Regions from separate parts of the Mus musculus genome. Here all the other regions are linked to region 3. A link is a loop called in an ENCODE intact Hi-C map of the cell type or tissue named here. Cell type or tissue: left cerebral cortex. All regions are shown on one strand. Links, peaks and the distances in the headings refer to the core of each region. The heading gives the core; the rest is flanking DNA.

The links. Hi-C counts contacts between places; a loop is a spot of excess contacts. Peaks named below come from ENCODE experiments on the same cell type or tissue, not always from the same donor. Only the 100,000 strongest peaks of a DNase experiment are listed, where the experiment ranks them.
Region 1: it touches region 3 in a loop (4-fold over the local background); 11 of 42 quality-filtered maps call a loop at or near these places.
Region 2: a loop joins it to region 3, with 2.2 times the contacts of the local background. A loop is called at or near these places in 2 of 42 quality-filtered maps.

Annotation. Positions count from the first base shown.
Region 1 is chr2:159,642,385-159,650,142 of GRCm38, reverse strand. No RefSeq gene overlaps it. Among named protein-coding and RNA genes, the nearest start is that of 4933416E03Rik, 300 kb to the left of the region's middle. In left cerebral cortex, for the core only: a CTCF peak has its summit at 4,085 (motif pointing left); a DNase peak (open chromatin) is centred at 4,069.
Region 2 is chr2:160,241,123-160,248,880 of GRCm38, reverse strand. The region is part of intron 1 of Gm34805 (a long non-coding RNA gene); the gene reads left to right. Among named protein-coding and RNA genes, the nearest start is that of Gm34805, 4.9 kb to the left of the region's middle. RefSeq lists an enhancer at 3,724-4,388. In left cerebral cortex, for the core only: no CTCF peak of the experiment used is centred there; a DNase peak (open chromatin) is centred at 3,838.
Region 3 is chr2:160,363,461-160,371,218 of GRCm38, reverse strand. Mafb (v-maf musculoaponeurotic fibrosarcoma oncogene family, protein B (avian)) reads left to right here and starts at 4,154. Exons shown (of 1, transcript NM_010658.3): 1 at 4,154-7,542. The coding sequence starts at 4,543. The coding sequence ends at 5,514. In left cerebral cortex, for the core only: CTCF peaks have their summits at 3,154 (motif pointing right) and 4,139; DNase peaks (open chromatin) are centred at 3,182 and 4,055; H3K4me3 peaks cover 2,566 bases; H3K27ac peaks cover 1,246 bases.

The sequences.
Region 1 (7,758 bases), core at 2,198-6,197, 720 kb after region 3:
TTCTGGTAAACTGTGCCCAGCAGTCTGCCGTGAATATAGTACTGGTCAAAAGGTGCCTGCGCCTGATTTCCTAGGTGTAAAGATATTAGCACTGGCTGTGTTCAATGTGGTGTCTTGGGGAAATTGCAGAATCTTGTAATTTTGTTCAACTGTGAAACAGGTTCCTTGTAATAGTGACCTCACAGAAACCCCATGAGCATTCAAAGCAACTCTTATGATTTACTCATCCAACCCTCCAAAATGTTATTTGTTTTAAAATCCCATGGAAGGATTAGAGGCTACTCTGAGCTGTCAATCCAGCTGAGGCAAATGCCTTCAGAGGGTTTCATAAGTCAGATGTTTCATTCTCAGGCTTTGCCCTCAACTACGCCATAATAGTGCAGTTTGGGAAGTTGCAGGACACTTAGGTAGGAAACGGATAATGAGAGAGTTTTATGCCTCGAAGGCACAGGCAGAGACACACATGCATGGGCACAGGCACACGCACATAGAAAAGTTAGGTTGAGGTTAAAACAAACCTTGAGAAATTATTAAACCCCAAGAGAAAGGGGTGCCCAAAGAATGTCTTGAAAAAGTTTTTCCTTGAGCCACCATTAAGCCTTGTGGACCAAGTTCTCCCACCACCAGAAACCCAGCCTTGTCTGCTGAAGTCTCTTCTGCTCCCATGGAAGCCTCATTGGGCTGATCACTATGGTGCCTAAGTGATTGATTGTCCACAGAAAGGAAGTTTTAGGAAGGAGTGGGTGCAGTCACTGACAACTCAAGCTGTGTGTCCATCCAACTTAGAACCAGCAATCTAGCTGACGTGGGCCACGCAGCTGTCAGTTTCCAAGACTCTTCAGCTCCCAGTGAAAGAGAAGTAAGACACTTTCTGATCCAATTTATTTTTAATTGGATCCGAATGTTTTAAACTCAGTGTTGCACGTAGGTTTCCTGGAAGGCCATGTCAATATTTTGTGAAACATCTGGATCTTTGGATATCAGGATGTTGGAACATAATGAGCAATTTTCATCCCAACTCTTTAAAGCCATGTAGATAAACTGATTGGTTTCGATTCAGGGAACTTAACTGCCAGCTTCAATTAGCCAGGCTTCTTTAATATATTCCTTTTTCTAACACGGTGGGCAACTTCGATAAATTATTATTTATAGATTACTTATTAAAATGCTACAGGGAAATCATTCCTGGAAATTCCTCACTGTGTAACTGTAAATGATCAGTCCCTCACTTGCTGTTTGAGTGTTTGAGGATTGAAGTCTGATCAGAGAATCACAGAGACTCATACTTAGATGGCAGCCTCGATCCCAGTTCATATGCTCTAGACCTTCAATATCAATGACATGCAGATACCCAGGATGCACCTAGAGAATCAGTCATGGAGGGACACTTGGTTGCCCATAGTATCTTTTATTTTGTTGAACATTTTTGCTATGTACTATGTGAAAATCCATTCATTACATTAGCTGCAGGGGTATGTTTCCCAAACTCCCACTCATTGAGCATCCCTGTCTAATATGGACAATGAGCATCCTTCTGCCTTTGCTGTTTCCAACCCTTGCAGCATGGGAGAGGATTGCATAGATCTGAACTGGTGAAGAAAATCTGTGACCTGTGCAAGGGTACCCAAGGAAACAAAGTGCTTAGCTCACACGTTCCCGAATTTAATGCTATCCCCATGTGACAAGACAAGGCACCCAAGCACCCAGAATCTTCATTTCTCACCTATACAACAGGGCATGTTATTGCTCCCCATTTGGGGGGACAATCTTAAGAGGTTACCAGAGGCAGGGTTTATAAACACTACAAACTTTTTGTTACCCAGCATTCCAGTGCAAAGAATATGGATATTGTTGGTTCTGTCTACCATGTTTCCCTAAACTGCAGCCTTATCTTTAAAGCATTGATAGGTCTCAGTTTGAATATTTTGACTTACTTCTAGAGGTAAATATAGAAACTAGAAAATAGTTCTCTACTCTGAATACACCTTAGACTCACTCAAGAGTTTTCTTTCATTGAAAAAAAAAGGAAAAAATGAAGTCTACATTACTGGGGAATGGAGAAAAATGGTCATGTTACAGAATCTCCCTTGGGAGCTATGCAGTGTGGCCAGATTAAATAGCATAGGGTCTGTGTGTTTTTTAATTCGGGGTTCCCTCAAATCCTCACCAGCTTCTCAACTTAGGTTCAGTTTCTTCATCTATTTGGGTCCTGGTTTTTGCAAATGTGAAAGGAGATAAAAATGGAAAATGCCATCTTGATGACGCTGTCATGGTGTTTGACTCTGCATCTGTTGATGAGGGAGCAGCAACTTGGTCTTCTTGATTCTTCGTTCTAACTGGCACCTCTTATGTTTACTTTCTTCCCACCTCAACTTGGCTTCAGCTTGTTAGTGGGTACCCAAGGGTGCTGTACACACCCTCACATGCAGGGGCAGTTCTTGGTTCTGTACATCAGAAGCTCCAAGAAGCCCCTTAGGCATTGCAAGTATATTTAAAGTGGACCGTGGTCCAGTTTTCTTTTCTGCTAAGTAAGATCGATTTTTCCATCACAGGATATGTAGGAAGAGGTGCAAGTGCCAGTGGCAGAGCAGTTAGGAGAGTTGCAAGCCAACTTGTGGATCTGAGTTGTGTTTTAGATCATCAGTGGGATCATCTGGCCCTGGAAAGTCCCTGGAACACCTGCTCCACGATTGGGAGAGATGTTCTCCAGACAGTGTTCACCGGATTCCCAGGAGATCTATTTCTACACTGAATGTGGAAAACTTTGGTCATCATCAGTAATGAGAGGAAGTCATACCAAAGTTCATGGAATGGCATCCAGTTGGAGCGATGCTTATATGGTGCTCTGCAGCATCCCACTGAATCAAGACATCCAAATATCAGCTTGCCATCATCTGTCCCATTTCTACACTACTGGCCAGCCTTTTTTTTTAATAATATTTTAACCCCCATTTCACACACACACACACACACACACACACACACACACACAGAGAGAGAGAGAGAGAGAGAGAGAGAGAGAGAGAGAGAGAGAGAGAGAGGAGATATAAATGACAGTATGAATTCAAAGGAGAACCGAAGTGAGTCTTCTCCTCTCTTCTTGTCCTGTGGATCTTTTAAAATACATACAGCATCATGTTGTGATGAACAACCACAAAAGATAGGTACAAGAGCTATGAGAAGGGGCATGAGTCCATTCAGAAATAGTCTCCCAGGGAAACAACAAATTTGAAGGATGGGTGGAGTTAGCTAGGCCAAGCTGGGTGTGACAGGGAAGGGACACAGCTGGTGCTAAAGCTTTGTGACCCAGAGAATCAGTAGCTTTTTATGACTATTAATTAAGGAACTGAAACAGCCCTGCAATAAGTGGGAGTTGCAAGGGAAGGGTGGTGGAGGGGGTGCAGGGAAGGGCAGTACAGGGGGGTGGAGCAGAATTGCCGGTGAAGAATAATTTGTTTTTTTTTATCCCAAGAGTCTTGGAACATAGTGATGGGTTTCAAGCAAAGTGCGGCAGAACCAAAATGTGTGTCCTATAAGAATGGTCTTAGCAACGTGGAACCAGACAGGGGTGTCAGTAGTGATAGGCAGTGCAGACCACCTGTGGAGGTGGTGGGTATCAAGGAAGATGGGAAGCTTCAGGAGACATTTTTAGGTGGTCTTATGGGAAGAACTCTGATTAACTCAGTGGACAGAGGTGGGGAGAATTCTGAATAACTCACAAAACTCCCTGGAACTGGATTCTAGATTACTGGAAGACACAGTGGGCAGATACCAGATAGCTCAGAACAGCCACTAGTTGGATTTAAGAGGTAGGTATTTTAAGTTAGATTCCTTTCCTGACCTTCTAGACAAACATAGCCAGGTCTGGAGTTGGGATGAGAGATCTAGGTTGGAGAGAGATATTTTATAATAGTAAATTTCAAAGTTATTATTCATTGGCTACTTTTGTGTGTAGGATAAGTATGAGTTATGTAACTCATCTCGGATTTATGTAAGTGACTGATCACTCTTGTGTTGCAGAGGAAGAGGAGGCTCGGGGACATCTTATTGTCTCTGCTTTTAACCATTGTGTCACACTGCCCCCTGCTGAGCACCTACTAAGTGCCATGCTCTGATGAACACTGATGTTTAAGGCATTCTAAGGAATTGTGTTCGCATAGAACTGACAGAGAAGCTGTGTGTCTCCTGTAACAAGCAGAAGAAATGTGCGAGATAGAAATGCTGCCTTTTGTCAAACTGCCACCTACCCCCAATCACACCCCATCAACAGTCACATGTAAAGATTTTTACATTATTTTTGAGACAGGGTCCCACTAGGCAGTCTTGGCTGGACTGGAACTCAGCTGGACTTGAACACACAGACATCCACCTGCTTCTGCCTGTCAAGATGCACACCATCATGCCTGTGTCAATGCTGTAATTTTAAATCCTGGTTACAGGGTCAGCAGCAGTGATGAGAGCAGCCAGCTTCATCACAAGTGCCTAGAGCAGCAGGGGATTTATCTTTCCTTTACACTTAGAGAAAGTTTTGTCCTCCCTGCCTCAAGTCGCACCTTTAATTTTCCTTAAGTATATCCCACAACATAAAAATGGTGACATTTGGATTATCTTGTGAGAGTAGTAGCATCTTTGAACAGAAGTTAAGATGCTACCCTCAGCCTGTGAAATTGCTAACAAAGGAGAACATACAAACCAAAGCCCAAGGGACCTACTATTTTGGGTGCATTTTTCCTGGTAATATATTTTATATTGAAGGTTTATGAGAGAGGTGAATGTGCTGTCTGTAAGGCACCTGACTCTTACACAGGAACAGAGGAAAACGTAGAAGGGGGTTGGAGAAGTAATAGAATTCATTTTTCCTCTCATGTCCCCATAGCATCTCAAAGTAGGACTCATTGCAATTGAGGTCATATACTTGTCCACACACTGGTCCACATGCTCACACGGACACTTCCCAACCCAGATGAAGAACACTATCGAGAATGTTCCCATTTCTCTGCATGGCCCACTACTTTCCCTTCATCCCAGGTACCTTCATCTCTGTGTAGATAGATGCTTCTAGAATGTCATCTGTAGAAACCTCTCATTCCAAAAAGGCCTTTATGCTCCCAATTCTTTTTGCTCTGCTTCCTATATTTACTGAAACTATCCAAAAAAAAAAAAAAAACAACAACAACAAAAAAACCCATATCAGTACAAATCTATCCATTTCTTTTTTTTTTCCCATTTTTTATTAGGTATTTAACTCATTTACATTTCCAATGCTATACCAAAAGTCCCCCATATCCACCCACCCCCACTCCCCTGCCCACCCACTCCCCCTTTTTGGCCCTGGTATTCCCCTGTACTGGGGCATATAAAGTTTGCAAGTCCAATGGGCCTCTCTTTCCAGTGATGGCCGACTAGGCCATCTTTTGATATATATGCAGCTAGAGTCAAGAGCTCCGGGGTACTGGTTAGCTCATAATGTTGTTCCACCTATAGGGTTGCAGATCCCTTTAGCTCCTTGGCTACTTTCTCTAGCTCCTCCATTGGGAGCCCTATGATCCATCCATTAGCTGACTGTGAGCATCCACTTCTGTGTTTGCTGGGCCCCGGCATAGTCTCACAAGAGACAGCTACATCTGCGTCCTTTCAATAAAATCTTGCTAGTGTATGCAATGGTGTCAGCGTTTGGATGCTGATTATGGGGTGGATCCCTGGCTATGGCAGTCTCTACATGGTCCATCCTTTCATCTCAGCTCCAAACTCCGTCTCTGTAACTCCTTCCATGGGTGTTTTGTTCCCAAATCTAAGGAGGGGCATAGTGTCCACACTTCAGTCTTCATTCTCCTTGAGTTTCATGTGTTTAGCAAATTATATCTTATATCTTGGGTATCCTAGGTTTGGGGCTAATATCCACTTATCAGTGAATACATATTGTGTGAGTTTCTTTGTGAATGTGTTACCTCACTCAGGATGATGCCCTCCAGGTCCATCCATTTGGCTAGGAATTTCATAAATTCATTCTTTTTAATAGCTGAGTAGTACTCCATTGTGTAGATGTACCACATTTTCTGTATCCATTCCTCTGTTGAGGGGCATCTAGGTTCTTTCCAGCTTCTGGCTATTATAAATAAGGCTGCTATGAACATAGTGGAGCATGTGTCCTTCTTACCAGTTGGGGCATCTTCTGGATATATGCCCAGGAGAGGTATTGCTGGATCCTCCGGTAGTACTATGTCCAGTTTTCTGAGGAACCGCCAGACTGATTTCCAGAGTGGTTGTACAAGCCTGCACTCCCACCAACAATGGAGGAGTGTTCCTCTTTCTCCACATCCTCGCCAGCATCTGCCGTCACCTGAATTTTTGATCTTAGCCATTCTGACTGGTGTGAGGTGGAATCTCAGGGTTGTTTTGATTTGCATTTCCCTGATGATTAAGGATGTTGAACATTTTTTCAGGTGCTTCTCTGCCATTCGGTATTCCTCAGGTGAGAATTCTTTGTTCAGCTCTGAGCCCCATTTTTTAATGGGGTTATTCGATTTTCTGGAGCCCACCTTCTTGAGTTCTTTATATATATTGGATATTAGTCCCCTATCCGATTTGGGATAGGTAAAGATCCTTTCCCAATCTGTTGGTGGTCTTTTTGTCTTATTGACAGTGTCTTTTGCCTTGCAGAAACTTTGGAGTTTCATTAGGTCCCATTTGTCGATTCTCGATCTTACAGCACAAGCCATTGCTGTTCTGTTCAGGAATTTTTCCCCTGTGCCCATATCTTCAAGGCTTTTCCCCACTTTCTCCTCTATAAGTTTCAGTGTCTCTGGTTTTATGTGAAGTTCCTTGATCCACTTAGATTTGACCTTAGTACAAGGAGATAAGTATGGATCGATTCGCATTCTTCTACATGATAACAACCAGTTGTGCCAGCACCAATTGTTGAAAATGCTGTCTTTCTTCCACTGGATGGTTTTAGCTCCCTTGTCGAAGATCAAGTGACCATAGGTGTGTGGGTTCATTTCTGGATCTTCAATTCTATTCCATTGGTCTACTTGTCTGTCTCTATACCAGTACCATGCAGTTTTTATCACAATTGCTCTGTAGTAAAGCTTTAGGTCTGGCATGGTGATTCCGCCAGAAGTTCTTTTATCCTTGAGAAGACTTTTTGCTATCCTAGGTTTTTTGTTATTCCAGACAAATTTGCAAATTGCTCCTTCCAATTCGTTGAAGAATTGAGTTGGAATTTTGATGGGGATTGCATTGAATCTGTAGATTGCTTTTGGCAAGATAGCCATTTTTACAATGTTGATCCTGCCAATCCATGAGCATGGGAGATCTTTCCATCTTCTGAGATCTTCTTTAATTTCTTTCTTCAGAGATTTGAAGTTTTTATCATACAGATCTTTCACCTCCTTAGTTAGAGTCACGCCAAGATATTTTATATTATTTGTGACTATTGAGAAGGGTGTTGTTTCCCTAATTTCTTTCTCAGCCTGTTTATTCTTTGTATAGAGAAAGGCCATTGACTTGTTTGAGTTTATTTTATATCCAGCTACTTCACCGAAGCTGTTTATCAGATTTAGGAGTTCTCTGGTAGAATTTTTAGGGTCACTTATATATACTATCATATCATCTGCAAAAAGTGATATTTTGACTTCCTCTTTTCCAATTTGTATCCCCTTGATCTCCTTTTGTTGTCGAATTGCTCTGGCTAATACTTCAAGTACTATGTTGAAAAGGTAGGGAGAAAGTGGGCAGCCTTGTCTAGTCCCTGATTTT
Region 2 (7,758 bases), core at 2,198-6,197, 120 kb after region 3:
TAGGAAATAGCCATAGTGACTGAAGGCACTGGGGTGGGGTGAGGGTCTTCTGATGGAGTAGACAGCAAAGGGCTGTTTTAGATGATAGCATCCAGAGCTCTAGAGGATGATCCTTTGTGACCTCAGTTTATGATGTCATCAGTCCCCACACTGAGCAATAGCAAGGGACCTTCCTGATGCCATGGGCACAAACCACTCCAGCTCCCTGCAAGCCCCAGAATCCATTGAATCTTGCTTTGTGACCAGAACTGGGGCACAGAGTTCACTTCCCTGCAGCCGGGGGAAGGATGAAAACATACAGCGTGTTCTCCCTCTCCGAGCATTTAAAAAGCAGTAATAAATAGATGAGAGCCCGGGAGGTGTGATTGATTTGTTTTATGAATCACAGAAGAGGCCGTAACTCACGGGAGATTAAGGTTGAAGTAAGTTGTTCGGCTCTTGCATTACACGTGGAGATTAATGACTTATCACAGAAGGCCCCACGTTAACCTGGCTCACCCACAGGGAGTTTAATAGCAGGGCCATAGAGGGTGGCTTGTAATAGGTGAACAAATGCTGCCTGCTTGTGTGTGCCCATGATTCTCACTGAAGGGGACCTGTTTGGAGTTATAAGGGCTTGGGAACTGGAGTGGCTTTCTATTGGGAGAGAGGGTTGAATTGTTTTCAAGAATTCCTATGGACTTTCCAATATAAGATTTCTATGGGGGTGGGTGGGTAAAGGTTGATGCTGCTTCCGGTATGAGCATAACACTTCCCGAATGTGCCAGGTCCTGTGTGGATGGCTTTATGTTGAACTCTCACAACTGCCCTCTGAGGCATGTATTATTGAACCCATTTTGCAGTTGAGAAACATGGCTGGAGGCTGCAGGGCATTATGGGAAAGCAGGGGCTGCTGGGTCTGGGTTCTAATCCTGGGTGCGTGTTTCTTCATTATACTTATTTACTGCCCTGGGGCTCTAGGTGAAATGACAGCTGTTAATGGAAGACATAGATCCTTTGCAGAGTGGTCTCTAGGCTTATGATGTGTGGCACTTAGTAGGTACTCATTTAGAAGTCATCTAAGGAGCTGGAACTGTAAGAAGGGACAGGAGAAGAAGAAGCCACCATGAACATTGCAGACAAGGTTCCTGTATGAGCCTGCGGAGTTCAGTGGAGTTGGTTAGGAGGAATAGATTCAGGCTAGGGACGAGGTTAGAATCTCGACTTAACCATGGTGCAAAGTCTCAGGCTGAGAGTGCTGGGTGACGTGATGATGTGGGACACGGAAGGTAGTCTGGGAAATTCAGGCTAACAGCTATAACTACAGACCCAGCCTCCTGCTGGCATCCACCCTGTCTAGGACAGCAGCTGACTCGGAATGGGGCCTGGAGTTGCTAGTGTTGATAGTAGACTTAGCCCCCAGTGGGGCCGCAGGAGGCCTTTGACATTCTTCCTCTCAGCCCACTTGCGAATCTTTAAATCTCAGGTTCTACTTCTGTCCCCCATGACCCACATTTTGCCTGGATGATTAGAGTCTGGGGTCATAGTCCCTGCTGTTGGCACATGTCCAGGTGGAACTTTAAATGTCATGTCTCCCTGCTTTCTGGTCTTTGCACCCAGAGAAGATCTTAAGTTTTTTTTTTTTTTTTTTTTTTTTTTTTACAATTCTTCACCTTTACCAGAGACCTTTATGCTGCTTAGAAATCTGGCTTCAAATGGAATCAACCCCGATTAATACCTAGGAAGCTGGAATCTCTGAATCCTAACAGGAAAGAAAGGGACTTGCCTTCCAGTGGGACGAATTGCCCTTAGGAACACTTGAGATTTTGTTACCTTCTCAAAGCAGATTTGCTCATCCCCCTGCCTCATACCTTTGCAACCGCACCTTCTCCTTGCTCCATTTATTTCTGCAGGACACTGACAAGGCCCCTCCCCATCCATTCTAATACACCCCTTCGGTTGACATAGGGTCTTGCTATGTAGTTTTAGGCTTACCTTAAATTTGTGATCCCTCCGCTCAAACTCCTGAACACCAGTACATACCACTCTACCCTGTTTGTAATCTTCTTATTCATTACATCTGCTTCTTTCCTCTCTCCTCTTACTGAAAATAAACATACAGGGCTAAGATTTATTTTTCTTAATGCATCTACTGTTCTATCTTTGGCCATAAATAGCATCTGACACATAGTAGGTGTCTAGGAACAGCAATGAAGCTGATCAGTGAGTTTATTGGAGCCTCCAGAGATCTGAGCCTCCTACCCTGGAGTTCCTGCTCTGTCCTAGTCTGACTCAGGGACTCTGGTCCCTGGGCAACTCACCAGGGCTCATTGGCCCCTGACTTGGCTGTTCAACTTTGCCCCTTGGATTCTGTCTTGGCCTCTGGCCCAGACTTTCCAGGAAATCTGAACCCAGCCATCCCTAGTCTTGATTTGTTACTTCTAACTTATCTCTAAGAGCTCATGGGGCTCTTCTCCTCTGTGGGGCCCCAGTCGCACTGAATGCCTAGGCAGACTGGATCTGAAGTCAATCCTGAGGCCATCCAGAAGGTCTTCTTTTGGACAGTCAGTCAAAAAACACTGAGTTACAGAGTCAACTGACTTTAGCTCTCCCGGGAAGTGATGGGCTATGGGCAATGTTATGGGAGCTTGGTGGAATTCTGGAGCTCACCATTGGAGGCTGTGCGATGCTGGGTGTGGCAAACCCTTTGTGGTTAACAGAGTCAGGGCCCTGACTTTATTCCCCAAATCCCTCGCTATGTTTGATTGGGGGAGCCTCCATGGCTGCAGCACCTGTGTATGGGACTCCAAGCTGAAAATGAGGACAGGGGATGGGATTTATAGCCCTCTGCTCCACTGCTCTCCAACTGGGGTAACTCAGAGATGTGACTGACACTGGGGGACACATCCAGATCCTCTCCTCCTGGGTGTTCCCCCGGCTGGGTGCCCTTGAAGTCACCACTCCTCACAAACCTTCTTCCTGGAATGCTTTCAAGTGGAGGTGCTGTTGTTGCTGCATTCTCTCTCTCTCTCTCTCTCTCTCTCTCTCTCTCTCTCTCTCTCTCTCTCTCTCTCTGTCTCCCTCTCTCATTCCCCCTCTCTCCTTCCCTCCCTCTCTATCTCTCTCCCTCCCTCCCTCCTTCCCTCCCCACCTCTGTGTGTCTGTCTGTCTGTATATCTGTCCAACAAACTAAAGTTGAGAAACCTGATGCACAATTCCTGGCCAGTACTCTTAAAGCATTTCAAAGTCAAGGAAGGCTAAAAATAAGCATTAGCCCAAAGGGAGTTTAAAGAGCCAGGGGTATCAAATACAATGCATGGCCTGGGATGGTTGAACCAGGAAGAACACAGAGCTTATAAAAGACTTTAATTAACGCAATTGACAAAATGAGTATGTGCTTTGTAGGTGGAGTGTCGTTGTTCCAGCGTTAAATGCACTAGTTTTGACCATTATACCATGACTGTGTTAAAGAGCTCCCCTGTTCCTAGGTCATGCACATTGAAACGTTTAGTGGTAAAGATGTTTGGTGTCTCTAAGTTATTTCTCCTTTATTATCATCAGAGTTCTCAGCGAAGAGAGCAGGGGAATGATAAAGTCAATACAAGTTGGGCAAAATGTTGCCATTGGGGAGCCTGGATAAACATATACTGAAGCACCTTGTGTGTGGCTGCAATTCCTCTTTAAATTCAAAAGGACCAAAAGAATGGAAGGGGCGCCAGTCTTTGTGCCTGTTTGGAGGGACCCAGCCTAAGATATCCCTGAGCCTCAGTTTCTTCCCGTTTTAAAACAGATCATGTTTTCCCTCTGCAAGGATTAAAGCGGCAGCCAAGTGAGCCAAGCTTAACGCAGAGAGCCCGAAATCCTGCGTTCTGAATCACAGAGTCTGGGATGCTCCAGATTGCTAGCCGCATCCTTCAGGGTTTCAGAGTGCATGCTGCAGTCTCTGCTGTTATCTCTCTCCTGGCCTGTGCTCTACTTTCTCACTCTGCAGCTCTGCTTGTCTTTTTTTTTTTTTTTTTTTTTTTTTTTTTTTTTACGGAATCCTTCCCAGTCTGCAGCTGTGGTCAGTGATTTTTGTAGATTAAAAGAAAACCCGGGGGCGGGGGGAGAGTTTCCTGGGGAGATCAAAGAGTCAGCCTAACATAAAAGAAATCTTATAAAACTATATATATTAGGAACAAAACAAAACAAAAACCCCCAGCCCGGGAGCATGACCCATATGTCAGAGCCAATAAGTCCAAGTGCCTGCGATCTGCTCTATAGAGTTGCCAACTCAGTCAGGAATGCTCCTCTGTCCACACAGCCAGCCGCATAAAAGGGAGATTTTTATGGAGTCTGGCATAAGGATGGGGCAGGATTCCTATGTCCAAGGCTTTCTAGGAACTGATGTGGTTTCTTTCACCTTGACTTAAAATTAAAGCCGTTTATGGAATTATAATTGATATTAAAAATACCAAGTTTTAATGTATAGAATTTGATGAGTTTGCAGAGGACTAAGCGCCCATGATCCCATCACCTAATCAAGGTAATGTATGCACCCATTTCCAAAAGTTCCTTGTGTTCTCTCGCCTCCCTCTCCATTTCTTTGTGTGATAAGAACAATTAAAATGAGAAGTTTTTTCCCCTCTAAAATGTTTTGGTGCAGAATACTGTATTGTTAGCCACAGAGGCAGTGCTGTGTCCCAATTCACTAGAGTCGGTTCGCATAACTGAAGCCTTTAACCCTCCTTTTCCCTTCCCTGTGCCCAGCCTCTGGCAACCAGAATTCTATTCTCTGCATCTTTAAGGGTGACTCTCTTAAATATATCATTTAAATGGAACCAAATACATACATCCCTTCTGTGACTTTCTTGTTTCACTCAGCGTAGTGCCCTAGTCAAACTCCTGTTACTTCAGATAGACAGAGTAAGACTCCATTGTATAGATGATGGCTCTCTGGAGTGGATGCAAAGATCCTAATTTGTATGCAGCTTTGCGGAACTAACAGACAAGCAGTGGTACCACATACTAGATTCTTTGATATGAGCATCAAATACTGTTACCAAACTCTTTGGGTTAGGTTTCTATAGATTATAAAACAACTCTCAATGCCTGTCTTCGCCCATCCCATAGGTTGTCTTTCAAATGCTTAGGATGAACGTCTATGGGAGAGGACAGTGTTTGTTGCCCTGTGACTGTCTGTTCATCATTTAACCTCCTAATAGTCCATGCCTGGGTCTTAAGAGCTCATATAAAGCAGGTTGGCTACTGTGTTGAGTTCTGGTCTTGGACAGGGAGAGTTTCTGTCTTAACACAAACAAACAAAAACAAACAAAAAATGACCCCAAGTAGGCCTTACTAGACTCTCCCTTGAGTGAGGAAAAACTTCTTGTTTGAAGGGATAGCCAAGGGAGTGTGCTCTCGGTGAGGAGAGAATCCTTTCGAACCCATGAAAAACACCAGGGCTAAGTACAAGAACCCAATATCATATACTATGGCAGAGAGCAGAAGCGAGAGATTAACACGAGAGGTACTTTAAGGTCAGCATCACGATGAACACCTATCCCACACCGGTAGAGCCTTCCGCATGGGATCAATGTCCTTCTAAGAAGACACAGGAGAACATTGTTTGTCACTGTCCTTGGTCACATGAGAGTGAAGCCAGAAGATGGCTTCAGGTAAGCAAGATGTGTTTAGTGCATTAGATAGTAGGTCCTCCTGCTGCTTTGATTTCTTGGCTGCTGTTGGCTTTCTCAGCCTCCAGAGCATGAGACGCAAACGGGTTTGCTTGAGTCCCCCAGTCTAGGGTACTTTGTTACAACGATGTGATCGAAGCGAGTTAGCTATCCTAGGAGGAGTTGAGAGGTAGTCCCCCCCCCCCCCCAGAAGAAGCAAAGAGATCTTCATAGCTCTGTAAAATCCCATTGATCCTGGTAGTGGCCTCTGAGTCAGTAGCTAGCTGACTGCATATTGTGGTCGTGACAGGTCTCTTCTGGGCTTCTCCAATTTCTTAGTCTTGTCCTATCTGCCCTGACACCCTCCTTCTGGGATCTGTACTCAATGGCTTCCCTAGGCTGGGTGGATCCCAAGGGTGGGGACTGTCTCAGTCACCCATGTCATCCTGACCTCCAGCACTGGGTGTGACATACCATTGGTACCCAGTGAATATCTGATGAATGAAAATGAGGCAGCGATCACAGACAAGATGCAGTTGCCTCACCCATAGAGACAAGGTGATGGGCTGGGGCCTGCTATAATTTCACTGACGTGCAGACACAGCTAAATGTCGCACAGGCAATGAGGACATCTAGCACAATCTAGTTAATTTTATTTGTGGTGGCAATTATAATAATGATGATAGTAAAACTCCTCAAACACCCCCCCCCCAATATTCTGAATTGAATTGCCAGAATATCTGGATAGCTGCCAGTTTCCCGTTTTGCTTTGGATGCAGTGTTGATTCCCTTAGTTTGCTGGTTCAGAGGGTCTCGGGAGTTCAAGCCAGTCAGGAGTCAAATCGCTTCTTCATTTGGATAGTGGATGAGCTGGGGGGTTGTAAGAGGAACGTGGAACCAAGTTCTCTTCTCATCCAGGCATCTGCGGTTTGTGTAGTTTTGTATAACTCTCTCATCTTAGGGTCCATGCCTGTGAAATGGGAATAACTACCTACCACGTCACACAGGGAAGATTCAAAGACGGGAAGCTCAGGCTGATGGGAGAGAGGGTCAGTTCAGCAAATGCTTCACTTCGCAGTGCCCGTATCTGGGCAGGATTCAGCTTAAGGCCTCTCTTCAAGACAGAACACCTGCCCTGCCCATGGGTAACACAGAGTGCTCTTGGTTCCTACAGGCCCTAGCCTATGCAGATCTTAATACAAGCATTGGAGCCCTGTTGGCAGCAGATGACGAAATGGCTCTTTGGATATAGCGTCCTGCCACATTGTAAATTAAGCTACCAGTACATGTTAGTCACAGGAAAATGATAGCTTTTGGGGGAGGCAGCAGCTAAATGGTAGATGCAAAAGGCACAGATTTCTGATACTTGACGGAAACCTGTACGTTGCTTGTAAGAATCCAAACCTATAGGTCCACTAAACCACATGAGAAAGGAGTATACTTTCTGACCATGTTTGAGGTGGGGAATGCACAGGGTAGCAGGGGCCAGGGTCAGGGCTAGTGAGGGATCTGTGCATCTGCCAGGGATCTTTCCAGCAGGAAACATTACAGTATATAACTATGCCTGAGACTGGGTAAGGTCAGGGGTGAGGCAGCCATTCATCCCATAGAGAGATAGTGGGGGTGAAGACTAAGACCTTTGTGAGGCACCTTGTGATCTTATCCACGCCACCTGGGCTCTCTGCACTGAAGACTCTCTACTTGGGCACAGAACGGTTAACGTATTCATTGTAAAGTGGAAGGGGAAAAAACTCAGAAAGTAGAGGTTATAAGGTTCTTTGGTTACACAAATCACCAAATGATAACATTTAATTATTTATAGTACATTTTGAGATCTTAGGATGAAAGCTATGGAGGCCACCAGAGCTTATTAACTGCTTGTCAGGGACCTTTGTTCAGCTAATAGAGGTAATTATTACATTAATTTGATGCAATGGTGAGAGGAGTAGAGGGCTGTCCCTCCCAGGCTTCCTCCTCACCTGCTTCTTAGACCTCCTCAGCCTCACACCAGGGAGGGAATGTGTGCTCACCTGTTCTGAGCCCTGGCTTCACATCCTGTGTGCCACAGCCTGTAACAATGCATTGCGGGTGAAGGTTTCCCAGGCTTTTAAGGGCAGATGAGGCT
Region 3 (7,758 bases), core at 1,361-5,360:
CTTTGAGGCTGTACTACTCAGTGGTTATGGAATGTGAGCCTGGTGTGAATTTTAAAATGATCTCTCTGACACACTAAAACAAAGCAAAAAGAAGTGCACTTTGCTGCTGTAGAACAAATCCAGGCTTCTTGGCTGTGCGCTGGAGGGGTTCTCCATCCCCGCTGGGCAGATAGATGGTGTTACTGTGGTTGCTACAGGGCCAGAGGTACCAGGATCTAGAATAGCACCAGCCCTTTTTGGAAGTGCTGCTTTGGATTTTGATGGAGGTTGTGCGAGGAGGGACTAAGTGGAAGTGATAGCTACTGTGGAGAGGGAGGAAGAAGGAGGGCAGGACGCCCTAGCCAACCACGCATTTGGAAGCCAGACTTCCAGAGGTTTTCAGGCAACGCAGGGAATCTTCTCTAGGGGTCTTGTGAAGATAGCGCAGACCTCAGGGCTACACGAGAAGTCTGGGCAACAAAATGTCCAAAGGCAGGCTTTTGAGGTTTTTCTTGTTTTTCTTTCCAAACGCTACTCCCTCCCCAGTAAAACGCAGGCCCTGGGGCCCTGAAGTCCAAGGGTTTCTGCTTGGTGACTTCCGACAGCCCCTGTTATGTAAGGGGCTGCAAGTCTCCAACTTCTACATGCAGAAAGATGTGGTCACTCACCCAGTACACACACACACCACGTACACACGCACGCGCCTCCTATGTGCCATAAATCTCACTCCTACACTCGCAGAGCAGATCCGCCTACTTGCTCACAAAGCACCTGCAGCCCTCCGGGAAACCGGGAAGAGCCACGCACCTCAGCGCAGGTGCCAGGGCGCCGCCCTAGTCCGAAAGCGCAGGCTGAAAGGCGCGCCGCTGGGTATTTATCAAATTACCCTGATGGCATGGCAGAGATGTCACGAAGAAGGCAGTGTCGAGAGAACCTCATACTTGCTCTTTTGGAGAGTAACTTTTGCTCCTAAAATAAGAGTACCTCAAGGCCAAGTATCTAGGACCCTTCCGAGTCCTTCCATCACTGCGATGTAGTTAAAGGATGATGCAGCAGGGCTTGCTTTGGAGAAAAAAAAATCCTCAAGTATGTATTTAGGCGCTAGGTAGGAACTGTTGGGTACAGGGGCTCTGGCCACTGGCAATCCCGGCTTTCCTTCGGTGCCTGGGCCTCCTGCCTCTTTCCCCTTGCTTCTCCACTTCTTTCAACAACCCATCGAGGTCTTATTGCGCGTTGGGCTCCGAGTTAAAATGCGTCCCTGAACCCTCTCCACCTCCCCTGCCTTTCAGGGTTGGGGGGACCAGTCCTTTGTCCTGTCCTGCTGTGATACCATGGACTGGGAGGAATCCTCACGCGAATACTGAGTCTGCAGTGGCAGCCTGGAGAGAGAAAGGTCATTAGCCCAGGAGTTCCAAAACCATGCAGCAGAGCGCATAGGAATTAGAATGGGGGAGGCTGGACCATTGAAATGGGATAGGCTGCGAGCAAAGGCCTTCAATTGGGGCAACCCTCCTGTTTCACTCTTGCGCCCACCGGAGTGTGGTGTTCTCTCTCTCTCTCTCTCTCTCTCTCTCTCTCTCTCTCTCTCTCTCTGGAAGGAGGGGCTACTCCAGGACGGAAACGGGTTGGGGGGTGGGAAAGTGAACCTAGGAGACGCTGAGATAGCTCATCTAAAGCTCAGAGGAAGAGAGTGGTTACAACAGAGATAGTCACGGGGACAAAGAGGAGAAAAACGGCCGGGACAAAGGCCGAGTCCCCCAAGCCTGAGAGAGTAGCGCTTCTTCTGGAGTTTTACAATTACTGGTCTGGGGCCACAAGAGTCCTCTTCAAGGGCCACATTCTTGAGAAGTGGGGTTTGAGCCCTCCGTGATGACAGAGACACGCGGGAGCAAGCCCTGCTCTGCTGCCCTCCCCGGTGTTCCCAGGAGGGTTTGCAGTGAGGCGCGTACTCGGGAAGCGCTGCGTCTCGGATGACTGGGGGTGGGGGGAGTGGGGCGAGGTTAAAGCTGGAGCCCCATGAGTGTTAAGAGAGTATGCGTGTGGTGGTCGAGCCTGAAACCCCGGTTTGCAGAGACCCGGAACTCTAAACCTGATGGTCTCAACGTCCCCTGGCTGAGCCGAGGTCCGAGAGCGCGCTCTCCTCGCAGGACCGCAGCTGCGACTCTTAGGCGAGAGTCTGTGTCCTCATCGCCCATCTCATCTGTGGGAGGTTCAGCCTAACCGCCCTGGCTCTCTACCTAGGCAGTCGAATCATTTCTGCCGAGAGCGCACTTCTCCAAAGGGCTCGAGATTTCCCCAGCAGTTCACTGATCTAAACCTTTTAGGTGAAGTTTTAGTTAAAATACACCCATTTGGTTAAAATTAGGCTCCTGTGACCAGTCTCTACCCCGCCTTCCCTAAGGATTTAAGAAGGGGGGAAAGGCTTTTCTTATTGATTGGAAGCAAATTTTTCTTTCTGTTAAAAGGGGGGAAAAGGTCTGGTCTGGTTGTCAATGCTGCGGGTCACTAGCCCCCCGTGCGCGGTGTTGGAGGGCAGGTCCTGTGCAGCCAGCAGCTAGGACACACTCACCCAGCGCGCTTTCTGACGCTCATCTTTCCGCGTCCTGAGCTGGGAAGCAAAAAGCGACGTGGGAGCCGGGTCGGATCTCCGGATCCAGCGAATTCGACATCTATTCACTTTTGGGGTCGGGGTCGGGGTCTGAGGAAAGTCCCACATTTCCTGCCCTTCTGGCCCAGGGCAGGGAGTCTCTGTCGGCGCCCAACAGCCCTGTCTGAAAGCCCAGTGTTCTGCCTTCCTCCTCCCGTCTGCGTTCCGGAGAAGTTTCTCATCCGGTAGCCCTGAACCTTCGTCACCTGGCGTTTTCAGTTTAGAATACTGATCTTCCCAGCTCAGGACCTTTCCTGAGAGGAGTAGCCCACAAGCACACCTGGAAGGCTTGCATATGGAATTTCAGAAAAGGTGAGCAGAGAGGGTTAGTGGTTGAGTCCAAAGATGGGGTCGGAGGGCCTGTGCATAGTTCCAGAGGAGTCTGCCCTGGCTTTCAGGCCGCACACAGCCTGCGTTCAGGCCTGGCTTGGCCGGATCAGTTAGCTGGACCTGCACGGGTCCGAGACGCCATCCAAGCCTTCCCTCCCGCAAAGAACAAACCGGTTCAGGGCGCCGTTGCGCACCGTGGCCACTTGGGGTCGCACTTTATGCCTGTTTGAATCTCCTTGCAGCCGTCAGAAGCTTGGATCAGCTTAATCCTTACAAAACGTTCAGACAAAAACAGGGCCGGGTTCCCCAGCATCCCAGAGCCACTGAGTGCACAGACCGGTGTTGGTCTCGGCTCTGAGCCTCGGAGTTGTAAGGTTTCCACACGACTGGCAAGTGAAAGGTATTCAGAGCCTTTGGGCCAACTCTGTTTGTTTGTTTATCTTCTTTGGGAGCGTTTGGGGGTGTGTGTGGGGGGGTGGCGAATGCACGGAGCTGCGAGACCACTGGAGCTCTGTCTTCTGAGCTCAATCACTGAACCGGCTAAGAGAGGAACAGCGTCTCTTGGCCCGAGGAACCTTCCTAGAGGTTAAGAGTTAGATCTGAACAGAACTCTTGGAGCCCCAACCCCGCCCTCCCCCACCGCATACATTAGCGCAGACAGAGCTACCGAAACACAGGCACGCACCACACACATTCACTCGGCCCGCGGCGCCGAGGACACACGGAGCGTCGCCCACTGGGCGGGGGCCGCTTGGGAACAAAGGGCCAGGGAAGCGACATCCCGGGCGCTTATTCTGAGCCTACTTGGGGGTGACACGGGCCGAGGGTGGGAGTGTAAAGAGTATGTAGGGAGGCGTGAGTGCAGACAGCGGGGTGGGAACGGCGGCTTGGTCCAGAAGTGGGGCGCGCACTGAAGGCAAGCGTGCGGGAACCTCGACTCAGAGGGTGTTGGGGGTTGGGACCAGGCGGTCCGTCCCACTCGGCTCCAGCCCTCCTCCAGGCCTCAACGGCTTCGGGGCTCCTCCGGTCTCCAGTCAGCTGACGCGGGGGGGCGGGGGAGCTGTCAGGCACGCCCCGCCCAGCGTCGCTGGGCCGCGGGGGCCGTGCAGCCATTGGCCAACACGCCGGGCCGCTTGGGCCCCCGCGCTCCAGTGACATCAGGAAGCGATAAAAGGCGGCGGCGGCGCCAGCTCCTGCACAGCTGCACCGCCGGGCTGCGAGCGGCTGCAAGCAAGAAAGCCCTAGAGCCAAAGAGTCGGAGAGCGAGCGGCGGGCGCTTGCCCCGCGCCTCCCCTCTGCCCCTGCGCGCACCTCGCCGGCTTCTCTACCCTGCCCCGGCTCGACCTGACTCGTTCCCGGCGCGCTCGCAGCCCCAAGCTCCGGGGCAGCTCAGGCAGCCTCGGGAGGACTCTCCGGCGCGCCGCCGCGTCCCCAGACAAAGGCTTGGCCGGCGGCCCCGGCCCGCTGCGCCCTCGGCTCCCCGCCTCCCCGGCTTGCCGCTCTTCGCCCCCGCGTTTGGCTCGGCGCGTCCCGGCCGGCCGCAAAGTTTTCCCCGCGGCAGCGGCGGCTGAGCCTCGCTTTTAGCGATGGCCGCGGAGCTGAGCATGGGGCAAGAGCTGCCCACCAGCCCGCTGGCCATGGAGTACGTCAACGACTTCGACCTTCTCAAGTTCGACGTGAAGAAGGAGCCCCTGGGGCGCGCGGAGCGTCCGGGCCGGCCATGCACACGCCTGCAGCCTGCTGGCTCGGTGTCGTCCACCCCGCTCAGCACTCCGTGCAGCTCCGTGCCTTCTTCTCCCAGCTTCAGTCCGACTGAACCGAAGACCCATCTCGAGGACCTGTACTGGATGGCGAGCAACTACCAGCAGATGAACCCCGAGGCACTCAACCTGACGCCCGAGGACGCGGTGGAGGCGCTCATCGGTTCGCACCCAGTGCCCCAGCCGCTGCAGAGCTTCGACGGCTTCCGTAGTGCGCACCACCATCACCACCACCACCACCCTCATCCGCACCACGGGTACCCAGGAGCAGGTGTGACTCACGATGACCTGGGCCAGCACGCTCACCCGCACCATCACCATCATCACCAAGCGTCGCCCCCGCCGTCCAGCGCTGCCAGTCCCGCGCAACAGCTACCCACTAGCCACCCGGGGCCGGGACCGCACGCAACAGCCGCGGCGACGGCTGCGGGCGGCAACGGTAGTGTGGAGGACCGCTTCTCTGATGACCAGCTGGTGTCCATGTCGGTGCGTGAGCTGAACCGCCACCTGCGGGGCTTCACCAAGGACGAGGTGATCCGCCTGAAGCAGAAGCGGCGGACCCTGAAGAACCGGGGCTACGCCCAGTCGTGCAGGTATAAACGCGTCCAGCAGAAACATCACCTGGAGAACGAGAAGACGCAGCTCATTCAGCAGGTGGAGCAGCTTAAGCAGGAGGTGTCCCGGCTGGCCCGCGAGAGAGACGCCTACAAGGTCAAGTGCGAGAAACTCGCCAACTCCGGCTTCAGGGAGGCGGGCTCCACCAGCGACAGCCCCTCCTCTCCTGAGTTCTTTCTGTGAGTCCTGGCGGGTCCGGCCCCCGCCCTTGCCCTGGCCCAGACTCCCTATTCTGCGCCCCTAGCCCTGGACTCCCTGTCCCTGCCATGGCCCCGGCCTTGACCTGTTTGACTTGAGCTAGAGGGAGGAAGGACGCGCGGGTCGCGGGAGTCAGGCGGGAGCACGGGCGGGCAGAGAACCTTGGCTAAGAAGAGGGCAGCTCAGGGCGGCGCAGCCTCTTAGACTTGGGCAGAGTTAGAGAAACCCGGGCGGGTGCGAGGTCCGGGAGTAACTTTTCTCCAAGCTGGAAGGCCGCGAGGCTTATTCCAAGGAGTCGCCAAGGCCGTCTGGACACTTCTGGCTCTGAGAACTTTGTGAGTGCCAGGGCCGCCGCTTTGCAGCCCAGGACTCAGTTCGTCCCAGGAAGAGCAGAGGAGAGGAGAGGGACTCTGGAGTCCCCGTGGGCACGAGGCAAGGCTGAGCTAAGGAAGGAAAAACAGACAGATCTGTCTGTCCAGAGTACGGAGAACACTGGCTCTCAGCCGGAGACGCGGGCCTCAGTTAGGACTTTCGGCGCGCGAAGGAAAAAAAAAATCTCATCAGTTTTAATGCCTGCTCGATTATATAGAAAAATACGAAAATCTGCATTAAAAATATTAATCCTGCATGCTGGACATGTATGGTAATAATTTCTATTTTGTACCATTTTCTTGTTTAACTTTAGCATGTTGTTGATCATGAATCATAACCCCCTTGTTTCTTTGGGTGAGAAGGGATGCAGTTCCCAAACTCCTGCGGCTGCGAGCGAGCGAGCAGAGTTTCAGTCGCCGGCCGGCTTGTAGATTACCCGCCCCGGCCAAACCATCTTGAGAAGGTAGCAGCAAGCTGAGTCTTTGTTTGGGTTTATTATTATGCCATTTTTGTTTGTAAGTAAAAATAAAAGAAAGAAAAAACCCACCAAGCCCAACTTTGTCCGGGGAATCCTTGGGATTATCTCTTCGCCCCCCTCGTCCTTCCCACTTCAGTTTTAAGTTTTGTTGAGGGAAAGCTAAGGGAGAGACAGATGCCGAGATCCACATCGTGCAGGAGTGTGTCCTTTATTATTGTTGGGTCTTGGGGCCAAATTGACATACACACACCCACGACTGCTCCTCTACACACACACACACACACACACACACACACACACACACACACACACACACACACACACACGAAGAAAACAAGACAGGCTTTGCGTCCTAAGAAGTCAACCCAGGGCTGGTTTGGAATCCTCTAGAAGAGCGCTAACTGCAAACTCCCTCCCCCCAGGGCTTAGGGTGAAAAGATTTCTTCCACCTCTTGCTACGTGTGATGATCTGAGCTCCCATTGAGCCAAACAGCCATTCTTAGAATGTACTAGAAACCCACACATTGGCAACTAACGCTGCAACTCTCAAGTGTGTCCTTTAGACCAGTGCATTATATGTTTCTCTGCTGTCTGGAGAGCAGGGAGACTTAATGGTGGTGTTCAAGTCCCTTCCGTTGTACAGTAGTTATAGGGGAGGTCTAGGTGTTTTTCTTTACTGTTACTTTCATTTCTGCGGGTCAGTAAGAGGATTCGGTTGCACTGACAATAAAAAAAAAATACCAAAATGAAAGCGGACTTTTTAAAAATCCCCACCTGAATTTGCTGGCACTGCTGGCTGGATGCTTTTTTGTTTGTTTGTTTTGAGTTTGTATTAGTTGATACAATTTACAGTAAATAACAAGATTGTATGAACCGCATGGTGCTTGCAGTTTTAAATATTGTGGATATTCGTCCTGCATCGGAAACGAGCTTTGGTTTTTACTGATTCAACTGTGTTGAAATCAAACTTGCCGCAACGCAACAGAAATTGTTTTTAATTTCATGTAAAATAAGGGATCAATTTCAACCCCCTGCTTATGATATGAAAATATTAAAATCTAGTCTTATTGTAGTTTTAATTCAGACTGGTTTCTGTTTTTTGGTTATTAAAATGGTTTCCTATTTTGCTTATTAAAACCATGTAGATGGTGTTTATTTAGAGGACTCCGTGTCTGCATGACTTTAACTCTCTTGTTTCAAGAGTTGGACATCAAGTTTGGGACATTCTCTGGCAATGAATTCCAAACTCAGGGTGGGCAGATAACTCTCTCCAGGGTATGACTGTGTGTGCTATATGTGAACCTCAAATGTATTCTCTGTTTTCCACCCTAGGTTCAAACCCCAGTCAAGAGTCCATCTGTACGCTGAGAGGGTGCATA